Linked DNA regions of Homo sapiens: region 2 is linked to region 1. Evidence: read pairs that join two places in POLR2A ChIA-PET (ENCODE). Cell type or tissue: endothelial cell of umbilical vein. All regions are shown on one strand.

Region 1 (2,500 bases):
CCTCAAGCAGAGAGGGTTAGCTCTAAGGGCTGCTTAGGTAACTCAGCCCTCAAGCTCTCTAAAATAAAATTCCCCAGTGGTGGAAATCCTGATGCTTGGGGCTCCTCGGGTAACTTTCTTCAGTGCCTCAGGTTGCTAGGATATGTGTGCAAAAGACCCAAGGCATCCTACAGTGACCTCCTATGGCTCTTTTTTTCTAAGGGCAAACACCCTCATGCCCAGCTTGAAGCCTTATCAACTATGGATCCCACCACTTCAGAAATGGGTGACCAGGTTCTTCCTTGTTTCATCCTTCTGCTTTTAAAATTGCTGAACAATTATTTGACGTCATTTCTTCTTTCCATTTATCATTTCCAATTCCAGTCCCATGCCACTTGTAGTCTACACTGCCTGTGTGCATTCATTATCTCTGTGCACAGGCAGAGGCCTAGGTATGCAGGGCAGGTTTGCTCTACCTGCTTGCATATGAGAACTGTATGTTCAACTTCTGGCTACAGTCAGTTGCTATAATCCTTGCCTTATGTGGCTAGCATGGAATCTCTTTTCCTGGGGCTATACTCTGTCACCACCAGGAACACTCAGAGTTGCAGGTAATGTCCTCCAAACCTTATAAACTAAGATGGAGCCATGGCTGGTCCCCACTTGGCCCATCTCTGAATTTGTAACGAGCCAGGGGATAGAGGTCAAAAGATAAGAGTCTTAGCTCCAGGTGCAAAGGTGTAGACGTTTGGCTGGATGAAAAAGAGACGAGGTTAAAGAAGGTAAGAGATGTATATCAGTTACATATCACTGTGCACTCTGGCATGCCTGCCTGCTCAGGAAATGCCTCTGCATCCTGCAACTCTTCTCACTGCTCCTGAACCCTTTTTGTCTTACTTTCTTCTGAGGGCCGTGTTTCTGCTACAGTCCCCACAAGTGGAGGCCGTTGTGCTTTTTATTTTTTCTTATATGCCACTCCTTAGGTCTTTTTTCCACCATGTGTCTTCCAACCCCTTTCCCTTTCTTCCTTTAAGTACTCCAGTTCAGAGGAAACTCATGACTTCCACTGCACTTCATCAGCTGTTCGGCAGTCCCCACCCCCCCATCCTCACCTTCACTAAGTCCCCTAGCACTCGGATCACTGTTTGGCTCTCCAGCTCTCCACAGGCTGTTGTTTCATCCCAGGGACTCATTCCACAGCTCAGTCTATTCGTGGTGGTGCCTCTCCATCTCCCCAACATGCTACTCCATCCTTCTCAGCTACCTCGTCCCCTGGTGTGTTCTGATCTATGCTGCCTGTCATTGCTTCACATCTCATTCTTAGATGCCATTTCTTGCCCTTCCAGCTCACTTCCTTTTGAACTCCCTTCCCCCCTCCCCCACACCATTGCAATGATTCATCCATGTACTGGAAACCCCCTAATCTGTGGAAACCACCTATTTTTAACTATCTATATCCATATCTGCCTATCCTGGTCTTCACTCTCCAATTTATCCAGCTAAATTCCGAAGTTCCTTCGAATCACTCTCTTGCAAACATTCTCAACTTCTCTGCTTGGCCTCAGTCATGCTGGAATTGTAACACCCTGTGAAAGGAAAATAAATCTTGGGACCCCCAAAATCACTAAGTCAAAGGGAAAAGTCGAGCTGGGAACTCTGTCAGGCAGACCTGCCTCCCATTTTGTTCCTAAATAAGATAGCTACAAAGATTATTTTTTTAAAAAAGCTACATACCTCCCTGAAAATTTACCTACAGGACATTCCTTGTGGACCTCAAGATCTTTACCCTAAAATATCAATAGCTTATCCTCTTCACAGGTGCGGGAAAGTCCTCCCTCTGCTCACCTGAGACAAATGCATATCTGACTACTTCTTCTGCCTTATTGTTTATGTAAAAATGTAGATTCACTGAACCAGACTAAAGCATAAATGGTTGTTCCTCTACCCGCCCGCCTCACATGTAAGTTGTATTTTCACTGAAAGTCTGTCTCTTATCTACTTGTGACCTGAAGCCACCCCCACGTCAAAGTGTTCCACCTTTCTTGACTGAACCAATGTACATCTTACACATATTGATTGATGCTTCATGTCTCCCTGTGTAATGCAAGCTGTACCCCAGTCATCTTGGGTACATATTGTCAGGACCTCCTGAGGCAGTATCACAGGCACATCCTTAACCTTGTCAAAATAAACTTTCTAAATTGATTGAGACCTCATAGATTTTGGGTTCACAACCCCAATCACCTCTCTTCCTTGGACATACACCTAGCCAGCTCAGTGTGACTGGGAAAATAGTAAGTAACTAACCTAACTACTTTCTTTTTGCATTTGTGACCACCCCACTTTTACCCAGATATCATGTATTTTGTTTCCCAAGGGAGGATAGCCCATCCTTTGAGACCATTAAATTTTCCCCACCTCTTCCATTCCCCTGAACTCTTAGCTGATGCCCCTTCTTTCACTCACAGAATGAATACCAAGTAAACAAAACACACTCATCCTCCCACTGTCAAATATCCAA
Region 2 (2,500 bases), 720 kb after region 1:
GATGAAACAGGAATGCTTCCACTGTGGGGGGGGGGTGTGTGTGTGTGTGTGTGTGTGTGTGTGTGTGTGTGTGTGTGAGAGAGAGAGAGAGAGAGCATGCACATTAATTATAATGTTTGCTATTGGCTTCTGATGGAAACATTTGATCAAGCTACATAAGTTTCTTTGCATTCCTAACTTCCTAAAAGTTTTTTGATTAAATCATTTATTTTTTTTAATCAAGAATGAATGTTTAATTTTAGTAAGTGATTTTAAGGCCCTTACTGGCTGATAATGTGGATTTTGTTCTTTATTCTATTAGTGAAATAAAAGTGAGTTAATTAATAGATTCCCCAATATTAAATCTTCGATTCTTTTTCAATGACTCTAAATTTTTCTCTTTACTTGCAAAAATGTTTATTGATTAACTACAGATATGTATATTAAACACTTCTTGAGATGGTTAACACATTATATGCTCTAAAATGTAGGTGTACAACTCTGATAACAATTTTACTCAGTGTCATTAATTCCTATATATACATTATAAGTATAATGTATATGTAGCCCTTTTGAGGCTGCTTTGCCTTGGGATTTTGTGGATACTTTTACTGGCATGCATGTGGTCACATTTAAATCAGAACAGAAATGATTAACATGATAAATAAAAGGAAATTTGTTTTTAAATAATTGCATGTAGTCATGCTAATTCAAAGGGGTTAGGGTGTCACTTAAGAGACTGGAGAGTGGATACTTCTGGGTTTTGGAGAAAATCAATCTTTTCCTACTAATTGTAGACTTTTCCCTATTTATTTAAATTACCAGAATTACTGTGTTCAGTCTGGACTCCTTTAATTTGTTCATAATTGAGCTTGTGTGGGTGTTGAGTTGGAAGCTCTCAGGAGCTGAATAACACAGCTGCCTCTTTGGCCTTTGGCATAGGGTTTTCCCCCAAAGAGCTGCCCTTGTTGGCAGTATGCCAGGAAGTTACATTCAAAGACTTTTTGATGAGGCATAAAAATCTTTAATTTCCAGGCTTGGTGTTTTATGACCCCATAATACTGTTTGAGAATTAGTCTGAATTATTCAAAAGATAGCACTTCAGTTTGTTGGCCCCCTTTGTTGACCTACTCTGTAGCCCCATTCAGAGTTAAGTTTAAAATGCTGTTTCTCACAAGATACTGTTTTTAGAGTTTTCTATCCTGTTTCACATTGGCCTCCCACGCCCATTTCAGAAGGGTGTTCTATAACACAGTTTGGAGAAGGCTAAGGGCAGTGCAAATGGAAGATGCTGGCCAGCTGCCCTGTTCAGTAAGAGGAAATGAGCTTAAAGTGATGCATGAGGCATTCAGACGAAATTTTAGGAAGTTTCCTGACAATGAAGATTGTTAACATTCCATGTCTCATAGTCTTTTAAGAAAGAGCATGTGTCCTGAAAAACTCTCCCTAAAATCAAGACGATAAATAGGTTGGCTGACTTCCTTTCAAGATTAGTGATTCACCAGTTTTATTTTCTGTTAGTTACTTGCTCTAATTTTTTTAAATTAGGAAATGTTTTTAGACACCCACAATTGAAGTAATTTATAAGCCAACTGAGTTCTCACATCTACAAAGGTAAATATTTGAGATACATTTTGAATATGAAACCTTTTATATATGTCAGATATTCCTCTTAGACAGTACATTTCTAGTATCAGCTCAAAGATGAGCATGAAAAAAGCCCCATTCTACTGCTCTAATACTTTCTTTTTAAGATTATATTCATATAGTGAGGTACTTCTATATGAATTATTGATAATAAAGACTGAATACATAGGATAATTTTTATAAAATTGTATATTCTAATAAGTGTGATGCTGGTTTGTATTAATATATAAAATATATTTTACTATTTTTATTTATATCCATGGATTTCTTTTATTGTCCACCAATAAGTAGTACCTCTGAATATAGTTAAAAGCTGAATTGGATATTACTGTTTGGGATACAACTTTGACTTAAAGAAAAGAACCTGTTTTGTAAAGAAAAATTAATGGTAATATTGTAAGAAAGTGTCTATTTGTATAATAGACAAGTATACAAAGATGAAGTCAGCTATATACTTTAAGCTCTAGTAAGTCAAAATAAAGGAATTATAGAGAATGTTCTTTCATTAAGTAAATGTTTATTAAGTGCCTACTGTGTGCCGGGAAGTGCATTAAACACTGGAGATGTGGTAAATAAATGAAAGAAATGGTGCTTGCTGCCTGTACCTAGATTAGAACCCCAACAGGAAAGAAAAGCTCAAGAGTTAAGGAAAAACTACCAAAAGGAAATTCTGACATTATGATAACTTATCTCAGGGAGGAAGAAAGGGAAGAGGCATCTGAAGACACTCATGTGGCTGCCTCAAGAACTCACTGATAACCTCGGCTATGTAGAAAAGAGGAAGAGAGAAGCAAATGATTAAAATATATACATATATGTACATTTTTACTGTGTGTGTATATACACATACACACACACACACATATATATACAC

Evidence for each region. ChIA-PET counts read pairs that join two places held together with the same protein. Peaks named below come from ENCODE experiments on the same cell type or tissue, not always from the same donor. Only the 100,000 strongest peaks of a DNase experiment are listed, where the experiment ranks them.
Region 2: POLR2A ChIA-PET joins it to region 1 with 7 read pairs; 1 of 35 experiments calls an interaction of 5 or more read pairs at or near these places.

What each region holds. Positions count from the first base shown.
Region 1 is chr2:204,478,416-204,480,915 of GRCh38, forward strand. No RefSeq gene overlaps it. Among named protein-coding and RNA genes, the nearest start is that of PARD3B, 66 kb to the right of the region's middle. In endothelial cell of umbilical vein, no CTCF peak of the experiment used is centred here; a DNase peak (open chromatin) is centred at 1,376; H3K27ac peaks cover 404 bases.
Region 2 is chr2:205,196,999-205,199,498 of GRCh38, forward strand. The region is part of intron 15 of PARD3B (par-3 family cell polarity regulator beta); the gene reads left to right. Among named protein-coding and RNA genes, the nearest start is that of NRP2, 480 kb to the right of the region's middle. In endothelial cell of umbilical vein, no CTCF peak of the experiment used is centred here; a DNase peak (open chromatin) is centred at 1,243; H3K27ac peaks cover 1,914 bases.